2 separate regions of the Homo sapiens genome follow, and region 1 is linked to region 2. Evidence: chromatin loops called from intact Hi-C (ENCODE). Cell type or tissue: Caco-2. All regions are shown on one strand. Each heading gives the region's core, and the rest is flanking DNA. Links, peaks and the distances in the headings are about the cores only.

Region 1 (9,730 bases), core at 3,190-5,689, 360 kb before region 2:
AGGTGCTCAACAACATTTGTTGAATGATTAAAGGAGTTAAAGAGAAAGAAAACTTTGTCACTTGAAGTAGTTATAAAGGTAGGCCTGGGCTCCACTATTATTGAAAGGAGGCAAGGAAATGGTTCAAAGTAGGGAAATGTCTGCAGTGTGAACACTGGTTTGTGAATATTTCTCTTGTTATAAAAACATATGCTGTGAAAAGAAGCTCAGGAAATTGCAAGAGAAGAGTCTTCACTGTTGTCTTTTCCTACCAGCCTGATAAGTCACGAATACATCACAGTCGCCTACTTGAAGCCCACCTATGCTTTGAGTGAGTTACATGCACCCACTGGAAGTGATTTTAAATGACCTTTGTCAGAGAGGTTGCAAACAGGGGCATGTTTCTTCCAAAGAGCACACTAGTTAGCTTTCATCAGTGTCGGAATTTATATATTGAAAGTAATAACTTAACAAATATTCTGTAATTGAGCCTTTGCCTTTCCATGAATTTTTATCACTTTAGAGTGACTCATACGTGGACAGGTAGAAAATCCATGTGTGACACAGAACCTAAGCTGTGGAGAATTAGTCTCAGCACAAATTGTCTTTACCAGGCATTTGGCATTTAGTCTCACATTGCCTTGAATTGTTGTTTGCTCTTTTCATAAAAACAGTTTCCCATCTAAACTGTAAGCTCATTTCAATCTGGAGCTGTGAGTGTTTATTCTCAGATGTCTCCCCTGGACACTGAGCCATTAAGAAACATGAACTGACCTGAGCCAAGTACCAACCGTGTGGGCTGAGCTGTTTGGATCGCAGCTGACCACCCTCTGGCAGCCCACATATTCCCAAGAGTCAAGGGCGTTAGCCAAGGCCCATCCAGGAAGAGAATCTATGTTAAGTATTTAAAACAAATAATTTAATTCGGGGAATTGGTAACACAGGTGATGGAGGAGTTGGAAAGCCAACAGAGATGGGGTTCCTCAGGTATTAGCCACCTCAGGAAGCCACGGCCACTCCTAGGCTAGAAAAACAAAAGGAGGAGGCAGTGTTACTGGAGCCCAGGAGTCAAGGTCACCAAACATGAGCTGGGTCCATGTGGGCTGGTTCACCAAGAGCCAGAACCACAGGAGAGGCAGCTGCTGGCAGAAAAGCTACCCAAGGCAGAGTGGGAGGGAGCGAAATCCATGGCATCTCCCTTCCCTCACCCTCCAAATTCTCCCCACCGCCTCCCACTTATCAGGCCCAGCTGGAAGGTCTAGGAATAGTTGTGAGGGCAAGGCAGACCCACAACGGGCATACCAAGTCCTTATACCGTTTCCTTAGCCCTTCTCCCCATTCCCTTGTTGCAAAGATGCATGTTCTCTGATGTAGTTGAATTCAGCTGTGGATCATCTGCTCTACCCTCTGCAACCCCATCCTCATAGCAACCCTCCTAGGCATGTAGGAGGTGCCTGGCCTTTCCAAGGAGCAGCAAGGTGGCCAGGGTGGTGGAGCCTAGTGAGTGAGGGGGCTGGGGAAGCAGTGGAGGTCAGAGAAAAAGGGAGCAGAGCATATCCTGCAAGGCCTTTGGCTTTCCTCTGAGTGAGTGAGTAGGGGAGGCCTCTGAGGGTTTTCAGCAGAGGAATAATGGGATCTGACATTTTCATTACAATAATTCTGGCTGCTGAGTTGAGAAGCCACTGTGGTGAGGGGAGGGAGAAGGGTAGATTCAGGGAGACCAGATAGGATCATTATGATGATAATTCAGACAAAATGGTTCAGGCCAATGTTGGTGAGGAGCCAGAGTTGAGCTCTAGGGTCCCTCAACTTTAGGCATCAGGGAGATGAAGAGGGATAATGAAGCCCACTGAAGACGCGGCCAAGGAGCAGGGGTAAGGAACAGGAGGGTGGTGTCTTAAAAGCCAACTGAGGAAAGTGTAGCAAAGAAGAGGGAGTGGTCACCCCATCAGTCCCATCACCACCGATGGCCAAGTGGGAGGAAGACTGAGAAGGATGGATTTATCTGCCTGCAGTTTTGGTGACTTCCATGGGGCCAGTGTTGGCAGCATGGTGGGGTGATGGCTGATTGCAGTGGGTTGAGACACAGGGGCTTGAAACGAGCTGGAGACAAGGAGAGGCTTCCCTTTCCAGGTGTTTGGCTGCAGAGGGGAGTAGGGGCATGGTATGTGGCTGATCAGGGAACTTAGTTTGGTTTATTACTGATTTTGAATGTGAGAACTAAGAGCATGTTTCTATACTAAAAATAAAAGTGCACTAGAAAGGGGAAGACATGAATTAGGATACATCCTAAAATTAGAATTTTGGTGAAGTGATGTCCTTGAAAGGTTAAGAAAGGATGCAATTTTATTATATTTTTATTTTATTTTTAAATAAAATTGTATTTCTTTAAAGTGTACAACATGTTTATGTATACGTAATAAAGAACATGATGTGTATATATATACATGTATATAGGAATGATTACTCATATCAAGCTAGTTAATAATCATCTCACTGTTACCTGTGTGGGGCGGGGGGATGGGGGGCGGTGCCCAGTGAGAGCACTTAAAAATCTACTCTCTTTGCAAATCTGCAGTATACAATACAGTATTAGTAACTATAGTCTTCCTGCCACACATTAGATTTCTAGAATTACTCATCCTACATAACTGCAACTTTGTACCCCTGAACTAACATCTCTACCTTTCTCCCACCTCCCACCCCTGGTAACCATGCCCTGTGTAGTCAGCTTTTTTAGATTCCACACATCAATGAGATCATGCAGTATTTTACATTTCTGTGCCTGGCTCAGTCCACTTGGCATAACATCCTTCAGGTTGAAGGACAGAGTTTCAGCATTACCACCCTTTTGTGGCACCTGGGACTTTCCCAGCACTAAGGGTCCTATGTCCCAGGAAACCATCAGTCCTGGGCAACCAGGATGGTTAGTCACCTGAAGTGAAGTAAGTAGGAAGCAAGAACAGCCATCAATGAGATTGGGTAAGGCTGCCGCGTCCGTCCCTGTAATCCCAGCTACTTTGGAGTTTGAGGCAGGAGGATCACTTAAGCCCAGGCGCTTGAGACCAGCCTGGGCAACAGCAAGACACCCATCTCAAAGGAAAAAAAATGATTGGGGAAGGAGGTGCTGGGGATTTTTTTGGTAGCAAAGTGAACCTGGGGAGGCACCTCCAACTGGGCCACACAAGTTACCCAATCCCAAGAGAGCACGAGAGAATGGAGAGAAGTGGTCTTTTCCTTATGGTTTTTAAGCTTCTGATCAAAACAATCTGTCGTGAGAGAAAATCTTTAGCAACAAAGGCTTTGAGCTCATGAGGGAAAAACCCCAACTAATGCCCAAAAAGAAATAAAATAGGAGTCTTAGCTGATAGCCAGTGAAAAGAGAAAAATTCAAAATATTATCCACATCACCTACCCTATCTCTGCAGTTAATGGAAAATCACATCGTCTGTGAGCTTTTTGGAAAGAGGTTCACTAGATAAGACCGTCTGAAAAAAATCTGCCATAGAGAACTATTGACCATACCATTTGTTTTTCTTCTATTCTCTGGCTGTGATTGTAAACTTTGCTTGCTTGATAAGAACCTTTCATGTGAAGGAGCTATAGATAATATCCTCCTAGGTCCCGGGCTTATGCTCAAATGATAAATCATGTCAAGATAAGGAAATCATTTGGTTCTTTAAAGTTGAAAAGAAGATGTGATTAAAAATGTTATTTTGTGGCTATATGGGATGGTTTCCTATAATCAGTTACCCAAAATAAACCATATTATTTAGCGACTGTCTGCAGAAAGACAACCTAACAGATGTTTAAGACAATGAAAGAAAGCTGAAAATATCTCAAATATAGAAGTGCTTTTTTTTTAAAAAAATATGTGTATTGATTTTGGAGTGAGGGAGTGAGAGACATATGTTTATATATTTCTCGTTCCCTCACTAGCCTGATATTGCTTTTATGGGACAGGTTTTTTTTTCCTACATAAGATAGAAACTGATGCTGTGAACACTTCAAGTCTAGGAGAAAAAAATGTGAGTTGAAGCTATGTATGATCAGGATTTTGAACTGTAAGATATGTGGCTTGTGTGGAAATCTCTGAAGTCTATGAGATCACAAAGTGGAAGTCACAGGTAAACTGTGTCTGAGGAAGGTGCAGAGAAGGAAAGGAGAAAAAACTGCGCACGTTTGGAGTCACAGGTATTTTTGTTGCAATTTCACCATAGAATATAAGGCAGGGGGTTTCTTTTATGGATGAGAGCAGTAATCCACAAATATGACACCTTTTTTCCCACCCTCCCCCAGCCTGCTTACCCAACTCACTCACACTTCCTGTCTACCCCAAATAACCCGTACTTCTTGTCTATCCAAGACATCCAGTGCCTTAGGGCTCAGGGCTGAGACAGAGCGCGTGCCAACTGCACCTGCGCGGGGACTGAGTTCTCGGAGAAGGGACCCAATAGGTAAATGACTCCAGAAGGTCTTCTCCCAGCAGCCAGAATAAGACAGGAAATGAAGCCGCTTTATTGACAAGGTAAGGGAGCCAAGGCTGGGCCAGGTCTAGAATCGGGAAATGGGGGCATTTTCTACCGAGCAGACAGCCTTTGCTTCTCCCTCACAGCCAGGTGTCATATTTGTGGATTACTGCTCTCATTACTACTTCACTCACGAGAATCAGGCAGTTGGCAGCTGAGAGTCCTGGCCAGGGTTTCTCCCAGTTTTCCTCAAAAGCACCAGGGAGGATCAAGGGTCTGGGGTAGACCTGCTTTAGAAGCCTCAGGTGCGAGCCCTGAATTCGTGTGTCCTGAGCTGAGGACAAGTTTTTTGGTTCACTAGAGAGCATTCTCTGGTGGTGACTGAAGAATTCTCTGTCTGTGTTCTTTCCTGGTTTATTCTCCTGATATAAAATCCCAGGCTGTGCTAACAGCTTCACAAGGGGGGAGTTTCTGAAGAGCCCCAGATAGCACATTAAATAGGAATCTGTTGTGTGCTGGTCCCTGTTCTAGTCCTGCACATGAAGCAACTCCCAGCTTTGGGGCAGCAGGGAACATGTACACACTTACCTGTGGCCACAGAGGGTGGGCAGTGGATGCTAAGAGTGGCCAGCCACTCATGCAGGTAGGAGGCCAAGGCAGAAGGTCCTGGTTCTGAACCTGGAAGGAAGCAAATTCTAAGCATGAGAGAGGGGAAGCCAGCAGGGGAGGCACCAGGGCTTCCCCTCCTCCCGCTGAAGGGTTTTGAGTCCTATATTTTGCGGAGCGTCTTTCTCTCCTGGCTTTTCTGCTCCCTCCCTTCTCTCCCCTCACCGGCTTTTTACCCCTATCTAATTCTGAGCCCCATGGCAGACAAGAGGATCTGCAAGTGTGCGGGAGAGTGTGCATATTGGTGAGATGTGGGCATTGGTGAGATGTGGGCATTTGGAAGGAGAAGAACCTTCAGAATTATTTGGGGGAAAGGAAGGAGGTTTCCATTCTGGGTTCTTTCTTTACTTTTCTTTTTTTAGAGACAAGGTCTTGCTCTATCACCAAGGCTGGAGTGCGGTGGCACTATCATGCCTCACTGTTACCTCCCATTTCTGGGTTCAAGTGAGCCTCCTACCTCAGCCTCCTGAGTAGCTGGAACTAGAGGTACATGCCACCATGTCTGGATAATTTTTAATTTTTTTGTAGCTATATGCTGGTGCCACTGTCCTTTGTCTGCTACCCCAAAGCTATGCCTGGTTCATTGTGACAACATTGTAGCACAGGAAGAAAAAACAATATATATATGATATATATATATACATATATGATATATATATTATTATATATTATGTTATATTATGTTGTTATATATATTATATTATGTTATTAGATTATATTATGTTGTTATATTATATAATAATATTATATTATATATTATATATTATATTATATAATATATAATAATATTATATAATTATATATTACATTATATAATATATAATAATATTATATAATTATATATTACATTATATAATATATAATAATATTATATAATAATATATAATTATATAATATATAATAATATTATATAATATTATATAATATTATATAATATATAAATATATAATAATATATATTATATTATATAATAGTATATAATATTATATAATATATATTATTATATTATATAATATAAAATATTATATAATACATATTACTATCCAGTAAAGGGGCCTGAGTATAAAAGGAAGAAGCTTCATCAGGAGGCTCCGGAGGCTCTACACTGATGCCTATTTAGTCTGATTTCCAGTGATTTAGGTCAAACACATTTTGCAGAAATGGAGGAAAAAATGGTATGATGAGGGAAAGAAGTGCTCACCTGCCAGCATTCCCGCCCACCCACTGCACCCACCAACCTTGGCTTTCCTGGAGGCAGTGAATGTTACCCACAGCACGGAGGTCACCAAGGGGCTAGGCAAGCAAATGGGATTTTTAATATGAGCACTTCTTGCCTCAGCTCTGCTGTTCAGCATACTCATGAATGCTCAGCCAGTGCAGTTCTGCCTCTCCATGCGCTTATGTGCATATATATATATATACATATTTTACCATCCAGTAAAGGGTCCTGAGTATAAAAGGAAGGAGCTTCATCAGAAGGCTCTGGAGGCTCTACACTGATAGCTGTTTAGTCTGATTTCCAGTGATTTAGATCAAGCACATTTTTGCAGAAATGAAGAAAAAAAATGGGTAGAGAAATGTTTGATTTACAAGGCCCTTTCCCATGCCTTGTAAAATTCACCTAGCCTATGTTCCATTCTCTTGGGAGTGATGCCTGCTCCCCAGATTAATTCCATTAATGTCTGATTTCCAGTGATTGAAAAAATTTCCTGAATTCAGTTTGAGATTAGCCTGTTGCCCAGGCTAATCTCAAACTAATGGCTTCAAGCAATCCTACTGCATCAACCTCCCAAAGTGCTAGAATTACAGGCATGAGCCACCGCGCCCATCTGGTAACTTTATTCTTTAATCACCAGTACACACCTCGCCCAAGGGTCATTGTCCTCTCTCCTTCCATGAACTTAAGTACCTTTGCATCTCCCTTATTTATTGCTCTGCCTGACAGATAGGGGTGTTTGGTGAAGATAGGCTTGATGAATGAATGAATGCCCAAATGAAGAAGACAGGCTGAGCTTCCAAAAAATTGTTCTTATCCCACCCTGCCTCTAGCTAAGGAGCATCGAAATGGGGGCTGTCTGTCCAGACCAGGCTGAAGAATCATCTTCTCCTTTCCCGTTGAAGCCATAGGAAAGCCGCTGTTCTGGTCACCAATGCCAAGAAGGACCATAAAGCTCAGGGCCTGACCACAGGGCAGCCAGTCCAGTTCTGCCTCTCCATGTGCTTATGGAGTCACAGGTTTGCCCCTCCTCATCCTTCCTAAAGGGAATAACACAGCACGAATACTCTCATGTTGCCAGCCCTCAGAACACAGAATTCTCAGGGCCAAGAAAGTGAATGGAAGGTTTGAAAACATACTCTGGTCACCATATTAGACACAGGAAACCAAGATACATAAAGGCTGACAGTGCTTACCAGCCACAGCTTCTCTCCTGGCAAATGCTGGATGAAGAAAATCCACTGAAGAGTTATTTACACTATGCTCTAGATCCTACATGGTCATTAAAGGGAAGCACAGAACCTCCCCACTCAGAGATGGCCGGTGCTACATTTCTTTACCCATTTTTTCTCCATCTCTGCAGAAAGGTGTTTGACCTAAATCACTGGAAATCAGGCTAAATAGGTATCAGTGTGAATACCCCCTCCTGATGAAGCTCCTTCCTTTTATACCCCCTCTTCTTCTGGATGGTAAAAACAAGATTTCTTCTTCCTGGGCTCCATTGTTGTCAAAATGAGCCAAGCATAAAGCTAAGTTCTAGGAGGCTTTCAGGCTCCAATTCCCAGGGGACTGTGTCTCCTTCCCCTGTGTTCCAGGAGCCCATCTCAGTACCAAGGATGTGCTCAAGGACAAACAAGTGTTCTTTTAGTGCTGTCTCTGCCACCCCATTCCTTCCATTGGCCTGGCCCCCCCTGCTTCAGGGGCTCTGCCTTCCTCTGGGTCTTTTTCCATGCCTTGTAAAATTCACCTAGGCTATGTTCCATTCTCTTGGGAGTGATGCCTGCTCCCCAGATTAATTCCATAGACTAAACTGAGGTTAATTGTTTAATGCTTAGCTCCTGCTGGAAATATTGGCATTTTAATAGGGAGTCGTTGAAGGACTGGAGAGCTGCATTTTAGAAAAATCGATCTAGAAATTATGTAGAGTAAGGAATGGAGAGAGAAGAGTTAGAAAAGAGGAAAAAGAGTTAGCATACTACATAAAACTAAGTACGAAATTATGAGGGTATCGGCTGGCATGACTGTCGTGGACTGGCAAATATTTGCCATTTTTCGGATGCCAGACTCTTTAACAGTTTTCCTGTGTTTGGGAAACATTAGAATGAAGCTTTCTGTAGGTAAAAGCTAGAACTTTGATAAGAATGAACTCCTTCTCAGCCTTCTTGTCACCTAATGTGAAGCCACAAGACTTAAACTTGGCTCATCAGTTACTCACTTAAGAGAGGAAGCAGACGCTGAAAAGATGTCATTTTCTGGCAAAAGAGGTAGAATATGGCAGAGAGATACCATGATTTCAGAGGCCACGGGGCCTCCAGGCTGTGAGAACTCCCTGCTTGAATCTCTGGAGATTCTGAGTTTCCTAATATTTCTTTAATAGATAAGCTTTCTTTCTGCTTTGCTTTCTACCTAGAATGGGTTTCATTCTGGCAACCTTGATTAACACAAGAGGATATTGAAAGGATTTGAAGAAAGTTATCCCGCTGATTCCTTAACAAGATGGTAAGCACTTAAAAGATCCAATTTCATCTTCTTTACTACCCTGGCAGTGCTTAGACTATATACAGGCATTTCATAAGCAATGAAGATGATGCACACTGACTGAAAATATTTTCAAAGTTGTAAAGGACCCTCTGATTCTTAAAGCCAGGTTGGGCACAACTCATGCAAGCATTCAGTGGCCTCCAGAGCTCTCAGCCCAGCTGGGTGTCCTTTAGGGTAAGTAATCATACTTCCTGGAAGCCCACTTTCTCCATCTGTGAAGTGGAGGCCACAGGGAATATCTAATAAGTATCTAGTGATGAAATTCATGGGCGCTTGGAAAGGGCACTGTTTCAGACTGAGCAAGGCTCAGGAAGCCAGGGAGGCATAATCACTCCCACAGAAATTGCATTTGTCTCTAAGGTTTGATCTGCCTGTATGAATGAGAGAAAGAATTTAGCGTGAGGGATATTTAAAATTGGATCCTTTGTTTGCCTGAATAAATGCCTCATGCATTTTTGAGTTTGATTTCCTGTTTTGTTTATCTCCAGAAGAAAAGAAAATAAGGCAGAAAATTCTCCAGCAGAGCTGAGGCAAGAAGTGCTCATATTTAAAATCCCATTTGCTTGCCTAGCCCCTTGGTGACCTCTGTGCTGTGGGTAACATTCACTGCCTCCAGGAAAGCCGAGGTCGGTGGGTGCAGTGGGTAGGCGGGAATGCTGGTGGGTGAGCACCTCTTTCCCTCATCATCTACCATCCATCAGAGGCCTGTCTCCCCTGATTCTTATCTGACACTCATTTGCACTGCTTGGAGAGAAGGTGCAAGGAACTAGGAGAAGATGCTCAAAAAAACACGGATCAGGAAGATGACTGCAGCATTGGAGAAACCAGGCATTGATTTTGTGGACCTCTGGGGAAGAGC
Region 2 (9,730 bases), core at 4,219-6,718:
TTTTTTTAGTTTTAATAATTGTTGCATTTGAAATAATTGGAAATAATTTGAATTAATTAGAAATAATTCCTCAGTTTTGCAAAGATAAACAGATTTATTTCCATTCACCTAAAATTTTCTAAGTATCAGATACAAATAAACCAGTAATATGTCAGGATCCATCTCTTCAGAAGCAAAGTTGCTCAGCTCAATGCTGTGAGCTGGCCTGAGCCAGGCCCGCAGCAAGTGTCAGCCAACTAACAAAAGAAGCACCTCATCTCCAGAATGAATGGGTGGGATGTAAGATGAGACCCAGTGGGGAAACTGCCAAATCAGATAGGAAAATCACACCCCTGTAAGGAAAAGGGAAGTTGAGATGTGACTGAAGATAAATACATAAATATCTGACAGAAATTGCTCCTAAAATCATCTGACAAATGGATATGACCTCTGAAAAGGTCATGTGATCAAGATGAAGGCAAAGAAAACCCAGTGTGGTCATATAAAGTATACAACAAAGTAAAAATAAATAAATTATGCTGAATTTTGAAAGCAGCTTTATACACAAGAGTGCATACTGCATGATTCCATTTACATCACATGCAAGAACATGCAAAACTTATCAATGGCCCTAAAAAAAAAAGGAACAAAGGTTGCCTCAGATAAAGGTGGGAAACAAAAAGAGTAAGTTGACCGGGCAGGGACATCAGAGAACTTTCAGAAGTGGGAGAAACATTTCACATCCTAATAGAAGTATGGGCCATATGGGTGTATGCATTTATCAAAACTCCCAGAATGATACACTTAAGATTTGTGCATTTCACTCTATACCTTTTACTTCAAAAAATGTAAAACTTTTTAACTCGTTTACAATATACATGCCGAAGTGTTTAGTGATAAAAGTGTAAAAAGTGTGCAACTTACTCTGAAATGCATCCAAAAAATAAAATGGATTGATGGATGGGTAGAAGACGGAGAGACATCTATAAAGCAAATAAAGCCAGACCTAACAACTGTGGGATCCAGGAGGTGGGTACAGAGGTGTCCACTACACCACACAATATTTTCAGCTTTTCTGTAAGATTGCAAATTTGCATGATAAAACGTTGGGGGAAAGTATATGGTGATTACACTGAGATTTACTGGTTTAAATAAATCTCAGAAGTTTAAAGCAGAACGCAAATCTTACCCAGCACTTACTGTTAGTTCATGAGACATAAGATAGGAAGTGGACTGAAGGAAGGGAGCATCAGCAGCAAACGAACAACACCCCAGAGACCTGGGGGCGGAAGGGATGCTCAGGCGAGGCGAGCTCTTTTTGTCCACAGACATCCTTCCTAATGTCGCCTCAGTTTAAAACTCTTGTGGCTGGGCGCGGTGGCTCACACCTGTAATCCCAGCACTTTAGGAGGCCAAGGCGGGTGGATCACAAGGTCAGGAGTTCGAGACCAGCCTGACCAAGATGGTGAAACCCCGTCTCTACTAAAAATACAAAAATTAGCTGGGCATGGTGGCGTGCGCCTATAATCCCAGCTAATCAGGAGGCTGAGGCAGGAGAATCGCTTCAACCCAAGAGTCGGAGGTTGCAGTGAGCCAAGATTGCACCAGTGCACTCCAGCCTGAGGGACAGAGTGAGACTCCATCTCAAAAAAAAAAAAAAAAACTCTTGTTACTCCGCATAATTTTAAAATAAATCACTTCAGTGTATCAATTATCAAGTTATATATTCCTAAGTATAAAGTCTCAAAACAAAACACATGACCTTGAGTTGCAAATATAATACTATGTGTATATTCTGTCAACTAACTGAAATGAATTCAGTAATTTTATACCAAAACGTCATTTATATCTCTGTATATCCAAAGTAATTTTTCCTTTAGTTTTATGACACAGTCTATAACCTTCAGTAAATTACAGTGAGGAAAAAAAACATAATGACCATCTTACGTGATAGACAAAGTAATTATCACCACTTTGAAAATACTGTCCGTCACTTCTCCTTAATGTTGCTTTTGTTAATAAAATGCATCTCTGGAGTTGCAAAACCTAAACCAGGCAAAAAGATGAGTTTGTATTTAAGCAGATCATTTTAATAGAGATAGTACTGTGATCAAAGGAACAACTGAGAGTGTTCTGTATGTATCTTCTGGTCTTGGAGAGGGCCTACAGTTTCCCTGCACACAAGAGGCCCTCAACAAAAACTCAAATCCTAACCATTTTCCAAAGCTTAACTCAAGTTCTATCTTCCTTGAATGTTTTCCTAACCATGCAAACCCACCTTATTCTCAGCTAACCACACAGTCTTTCATCTGAAAGAAGCTGTAGCGCCCATCTATCATATGGTCTCATTTACACAGGAATCTTTTTCTAATACACCTGACACATAGCCATCAACTCTGCCCAAGTTAGTTAGTTCATCACCTAAGAAGGCAGTGCATTCATCACCTAATAAGGTAGCCCATGCTACTACACAATAGCTCTAGTGATTAAATCATGCCCTCTGATAGTTCTGAATCAGTAACATCAGGAAGTTTAACTAGAAGAACACTCAAAGTCCCTCCGAGGACTAAATTCTAAGAGTCAGTTAATTTGCTGACTCTGCCTGACAGCTACCCAGGACGGGATGGAAGGGATGGAAGGACAAGATCCCTGTCCTCAGGGGTCTCACACCCTAGGGTGCCCCTGTTAACTTGGAAATCTTAGAATGCCAGCATTTAAAAAGACTTCAAGATGGCATGGTCCCACATCCTTATTTTAAAATTGGATTATAGTCACTGCCCCAGAAAGCTGAGGGAGTTAGACAAGGCCATGGAAGAACCCCTTATCCCACTTGTATCATCTGCAATAGCAGGATATTCTACTCTGCTCTTAAATGCTCCAAATAGATTTTTTTTTTAAGATGGAGTCTTGCTCTCTCACCAGGCTGGAGTGCAGTGGCGCGATCTCAGCTCACTGCAACCTCCGCCTCCCGAGTTCAAGCGTTTCTCCCGCCTCAGCCTCCTGAGTAGCTGGGATTACAGGCACGCGCTGCCAAGCCTGGCTAATTTTTGTATTTTTAGTAGAGACGGGGTTTCACCATGTTGGTCAGGCTGGTCTTGAACTCCTGAACTCATGATCCGCCCGCCTCAGCCTCCCAAAGTGCTGGGATTATGGGCATGAGCCACCACGCCCGGCCAGATTTTTTTAAATTACCATTTTTCTCCGTAGTTTTACCTGTTCCAAAAAGGAAGAAGATAAAAGTTCACTTTTAAACACACTAATGCTTGCAGGGATGACAAGGAAAGCAAGTGCATATTGCCAGAACCCTGTTCCATGAAGGTAGGTGTCTCGATGTACACTTCTCTCCACCTTCCTCAACACCTCCCAGGGTGCTACAGCAAGGGAAGTACAGATGTGCTAAGCCTTTGCTATTGGAATAACAAAGAGCGTAGTAAGATGAAAGCAGTGTCTCTTGAAACTCTCCTAGGGCCTTGTTCCTCATTCCATGCACATATCCTGTGCCGACTCAACATCCCCTCTGCTCCACAGCTTATCTCAGAAAGAACTAAGTTACGGTGCCAAGCTAAGAGGATGAATTTAGAAAGCTTCACATAACCAGACGCACAGCGACAGCAGCCATCAGACATCACCCAGATTTAACTGCCCTAAAATTAGCAGTCAGAGCAAAGTAGTTACTGCAATGATTGCGTCAGAGCTATTCTGACTGGCAAACTGCCAGTTTTAAACAAATTGTCCTGCTTTCTCTACCAGGGAAACAATATTTTGGAACAGAGCCAGCTAAGCATTTCAGTGAATGTTCAAATTCTAGCTTCTCTATTAATGTTGTATAATTCAATGACAAGGTGAACAAAGTCTACATAGGCTACATCTGCAAGGGTGTTATTTTCTTTGTTGTAAGCACTTATTCTTTGGGTGAGTAAAGTACTGTGGATGAATCCTTTTAAATATTTAAATGCCTGAAATGTATTTAGGGATTCACATTCAACTGGCTTAAACAAAGATTATGCAAATCTAGCAAAATATAAATGCAAAACAAAAATTGTTTTCCTCTTATATTTCTTTTAATCTTGGCAAAGACTCGGGCTAAAAAAAATGTTCTCTGCATGATCACAGAAGGACCCACTCACTTCCCAACAAAGAATATATAACCTGATTCAATCAGTAAAACTGCTACCTCACCACAAATTACAAAATTTCTAGTTAATAACAGACAATTCACTGGCTGAGAGAACAGGGCAGTTTTTAGACCAGAACAATGAGCTCATTAGCCCAACCCTCAGCCTCCACTTCCCCCTTTCAGTGATAGTGAGTCGGTAATTCCGCCATTCTTATATGCACACACCTTCTTTAGTTCCCTCCCTCTCTCCCTTCTTCCTTTCTGTCTTTTCATTCTTTCCTTTCATCATGATTTATTGAAACCTACCATACCTTACAAGTGAGCTGTAGAATAAAGAACACTATAGCTGGAACCAAGAGAAATGGGTTTAAAACATAAGGACTCAGATTCAGAAAACCACACTTTCATTAAACCTTAGTTTTTGTATCTGTAAAAGGGAAAAAAATCCCACCAGCCTTATAAGGTTCTCGTTAAGTATACATGAGAGAACACAAATGAAAGTTCAAGCACGGTAACATTTTACACTCGCCTTTAAGAATATCTCTCCCCAATTCTTTATTCTCTTCATAAATCAACATTAGTCTCCTTCACTTATTCTTGTCATTTAAAACATTTTTTTTTTTTTGTGACAGGGTCTCACTCTGTCACACAGGTTGGGGTCCACTGGCACGATCAGCCCACCGTAACCTCGAACGCCTGGGCTCAAGGGATCGGCCCTCCTCAGCCTCCCCAGTGGCTAGGTCGACAGGTGTGCACCACCACACTCGGCTCATTTTAAAATTTTCTGTAGAGATGGGGCCTTGCTTTGCAGTCCAGGCTAGTCTCAAACTCCTGGGCTCAAGCAATCCTTGCCTCAGCCTCCCAAAGCACTGGGATTACAGGCATGAGCCACTATGCCCAAATTAAAACATTTTAAATGGGAAAAATGACCTATTATTCCAAACAAATGAGTTACAACGATCCTCAAATAAAATTGGTTGATAAATTGGATGCTTCTACTATCATGTATGCCTTGCTTACAGCACTTATCACAGCATACCTTATACACAAATGTAAACAAATAGGAGTTAGAATGACATCCCTCTAATGTCATATTATAAGAACTAGCACTACGTTAAGATATTAAAGATAAAAGACTTTTACCATATAAAATTAAGACTATGGCTACTGAGCACCTACCACATTTAAGGCATAAATAATATCCTCATGTACTGAGTCAACAAAAGATGCACTATACAATACTGATGGGGTTTTTAAACATCATGATTTCCTGTAGAAATGAACCCTGCTAATGGACTGAGAGCTAAAGGACTACAGACAGTACTACACAATTCAGAAATCCTTTCTGTTCAGTAAGCTTGATTAAGCCCCAGCCAGGGCTTTTAAGTCAACTGCAGCCTCATGGGATTCAAATAGGGCTATGCAGGCATCAGCACAGATGAGACTTTGAAACCTGGGAAAGGTGTGAATCATACTCTCTCATGAAAGGCGGCCACCTAAGGGTGCCCAGGCTCCCAGGAACCACACCCCTCTGAATGGGGCTATAAAGTTCTTGATGTAACAGATGGAACACAGTCCCTCTTCAGAAACTTCCACATTTTTACCAGTTCCATATCAGAGTTCAATCACAGGTCATTTCAAACGACCCAGGAAAGGCATAAATGAGGTATAAACTGTTGTTCAAGATAGATCATGTACAATAGAAATAATGATTAGAACTTGCTCAACAGTATTTAGTTCAACAAAAGCCAAGATAAAGGAAGTTCTTTTACGTTCAACCCACAACTCCCAATCATTTCTTTAACAAATATTTGTTTACTGTGAGCCTATTATGTGGCAAAAACCACCTAAGTGCAGGGAATACAGCAGTAAACCAGAAATGTCCCTGCCTGTTTGCTGCTTATGTTCCATTATTAAAATCGAACAGGAGGATGGGTGGGGGTGGATGGTGCTCGTTTAGCTGGAAGTTACTGGAGATACAAGAGCAGGGCTCCCTGCTGTCTCTCCTCACTCATTCCCAACCCACTAACGGCTGGGAAGCCAGGCATTCCTTGCACTACGGGTGGCTGTGTGCTACAGTTCTGGCCAATCACATACAGACAGAGCTAGGCTGTCAATCTGAACTTTTAACATACCCTGATCCTGGGAATGCTTTCGTCTGAGTGTGATAGTATGATGCTTCTTAAACAGCTGAGTTCAGAACAGGCACAGTGGCTCACGCCTGTAATCCCAGCACTCTGGGAGGCCGAGGCGGGCAGATCACGAGGTCAGGAGATCGAGACCATCCTGGCTAACATGGTGAAACTCCGTCTCTACTAAAAATACAAAAAAAAATTAGCTAGGCATGGTGGCAGGCACCTGTAGTCCCAGCTTCTTGGGAGGCTGAGGCAGGAGAATGGCAGCAACCCAGGAGGCAGAGCTTGCAGTGAGCCAAGATCGCACCACTGCACTCCAGCCTGGGTGACAGTGCGAGACTCTGTCTCAAAAAACAAAACAAAACAAAACAAAAAAACAGCTGAGTTCAATTAGAAACTTTCTAAGGAGAATAGCATCGCCATTACATTAACCTCCTACCCCTCAATAAATGAAACCCCAAACCAAGACCCACAAGCAATTCTGGAAGAAAACAGGCCAAAGTCAGAAATGTCTTCGGGAAAAAGAATAAATACACAGTAAATATAAGGCCCATCAAGAGTGGAGTTTGTCTTCCGCTTGCCTCACAAGACCCTACAGGCTCCCTAGAAATTCCATTTCTCAACTGCTATAAACTCTAACCAGTGATAGTACAACAGTGGTCTCTACACAGGGGCCACACATTTCAAAGATACAAATGCCCTTGAGATGCAGAGAAAATACTTCTACATCTATTTATTTTTAATATTAATCTTCTTAAAATGTACATTTGTTTTATGTCCATAATATCTTAGCACAGTAAAGTATATGTTTATACATACAGATATATTATACATATACACACACACAAACGTGCATGCAGATATGTATACATGTATACGCATACATACATGAACACTTAGACAATTGTGTATAGATGGGATGCACGTTGAAAAAAGTTTGAGAACCTTGAGAACCTGCTAAAAAGAAACCACTGTTTCTTGCATTAGGCCATTTAAACACCTGAAACAGGTAGCATTTGCCCTGTACAAAGAATCAAAACTATAATTCCTAAAATTACTTATTAGAAACTTCAATACGGAGAGGACAGTATCCCAAAGCTATTCCTGAACAATGTGAATACCCACTGTTCAACAAGGAACCAAATGTGTTATCAAAACCACCTCCAGAAGACAGTGAAAGTAGTTATGCTGACTTCACAGGACACTATGTCTTAAGCATTAACCAGAACTTTCTTTTAAAACTCCACACAATAGTTCATCTCAGCAGACATAATCTTTTATTCACCCAGGAGTTCTTACTTTCCACAATAACAATTTTTAACACTGGCTCTTTACCTAGATATTTTTACTTAAGAGTTTGAATAAACTACCAGATAGCTTACTTCGGACTGTTCTGATTTCTTGAGGAACTCAACTAAATGGGGATATTTCTCAGAAGATTAAGCAAATATGTAGAAGTGAAAAATATGGAGTAATCTAATGGGCAGAGTTCAAGACACCCCTTTTGGCTAAATGTTTATTAGTAAAATAGGAAGAGAAGTATATCAACCAATTAAAACAAAACCGGAAGAGACTGTGGTGTTCTTCCCCACTATCTGAAAGCAATTCAACACAAGAGAATACCAAACCAAAAAATAAGCTGAAGAAAGTCCAACAATATTCTGATTTTTCCTAGAAGCACTGCAGTTCCTAAGGCCTCCGGAGGTCACAGATCACAGTGTGACCCTAGTGTCTCAATCCAGTCAGTCATTTAACACATTTTCTTAATCATATGCAGAAGAGAGTGCTCGTTACTAGGGACACACTGAAAATGAACTCATTATTACTCAGCATAACTTGGTCAGTAGAACCAGCAAAGGAGGTTTGACACACTCTTTCAGGATATCCATGTGGAAAGGTGGAGCTATATGGGCTAGTTATAAGATATGAAGAGCATTAGTAGTTAACTATAACCGAGAGTGTGACTCCTTGTAAGCCTCGAGGGAAGCTTCCAGAGACACACTTCGTGTTGTTCAGCCAGTTTAACAATTTCATCACCGGCTTAAGTAAAGATATAAAAGAGTCTGATCTAATAATGTACAGACAGCATTTCTTTGGGAGGACAGGTAAAGGTGCCAAATAATATAATCAAATTCTAAAAAGCATGATGGAAAGAATCAGCTAAAATAAAGCAAAACCACAGCGCAATAAATGTTAGGTTTTGCAATGACATCAGCGCAAGATGGAAAGACGAGGTTCAATGGCAGCATGTGATTAACGGCTCGGCAGGTTTTAGCGAAAAGGAAACTCGTTGAGTCTGGCCACCAGAAAAGTAAATGCAAACTTGGACTACATCAGTGCAAGCAACATGCAACCTATGACAAGACACTCCTGCTGTACTCTACACAGGTCATGTTCACGGGTCACGTTACACCAAGAGCCCAACTCTGACAGAGACTGAAGGATTTGTTCTGTAGGCCACCAAGGCAGTAGAATTTGAATAAACAAGCAGAATCAGATTTCAATTCTATAGGCCAAAAAACTTTCTAGTACTCAAAACCATTAAAAGGTGGAAATCACCACCCGTTACTTGCAATGTTCAGGTATTACCGGAAGACCACTTACAGAGATTATATAAAAGGATCCAAATATCAAAGAAGGGTTAGTTGAGCTACTCAGTGATTTCTAAACCCCGGTCCTTAGTGAATTTTTCATTGACCCATGCAAAAGAAAAAAGTGTCTGTGTGGGGATAGATATAAATCCACGAGTGGGGTAATTTTAACACAGCTCCTCTCTGGATAGGAAGAACTCTCCTTTAAGTCTGACAGCATACATATTCTTCCCCCTTTCCCCACCTTTTCTCTTTTTTGGTACATCAAAAGGATTTTGACGAAATGCATTGACAATAGGTAGTAACTGCTGTTGTCAATTTTAAACACACTTATGTAGCAACATTAAATGCTGACATATCTGACAATCCCTAATATTTGCTTTTTTTTTTTTTTTTCATTTTACAGGTAGACGAAAACAAAAGGTATAGGAACAACATGACGAGACAATCTTTAAGGTCCTTTCTGGCCCAAAGGAGCATGACAACTAGACTCGACTTGCTGCATATTTTCTTCCTTCCTACCACCCAACTTGGCTATCTAGTACTGGGGGAGAAGAACGAACCAAGGAATTGGGTTGCACTAAATATGAAATCTCTCAAGAAGCAGAACCTCAACAGTGAGTCAAGATCTGGCTCCCTTCTACAGCTGCTGTTCTTTGGAACCAAAGTTTATGAATCCAGTTCAGAAAGGATCAAAATAATCTATGTCTAAAGTTGGGAAGCTTTTAAATTCCTACCACATTGTTACCACACTTTTAAAAGGAGTCACAGCTACATGCAACTGGAACACAAAAAGCAATTTCTGAATCATTGATTTCAAGGTAAACCAAGTAGCTATGACCCTCATGCAAAGCATTCACATACAAACTTACTATAGGCCAAGGCAAAGAAATGACATAATCATGAAA

Evidence for each region. A loop is a pair of places that touch in the nucleus more often than their neighbours do. Peaks named below come from ENCODE experiments on the same cell type or tissue, not always from the same donor. Only the 100,000 strongest peaks of a DNase experiment are listed, where the experiment ranks them.
Region 1: a loop joins it to region 2, with 7 times the contacts of the local background. A loop is called at or near these places in 3 of 110 quality-filtered maps.

Annotation. Positions count from the first base shown.
Region 1 is chr1:232,256,698-232,266,427 of GRCh38, forward strand. LOC124904550 (a long non-coding RNA gene) reads left to right here and starts at 4,335. Exons shown (of 2, transcript XR_007066942.1): 1 at 4,335-4,507; 2 at 8,741-9,730. In Caco-2, for the core only: no CTCF peak of the experiment used is centred there; a DNase peak (open chromatin) is centred at 4,374.
Region 2 is chr1:232,617,029-232,626,758 of GRCh38, forward strand. All of the region lies in intron 1 of SIPA1L2 (signal induced proliferation associated 1 like 2), which reads right to left. Among named protein-coding and RNA genes, the nearest start is that of SIPA1L2, 8.2 kb to the right of the region's middle. In Caco-2, for the core only: no CTCF peak of the experiment used is centred there; DNase peaks (open chromatin) are centred at 5,573 and 6,123.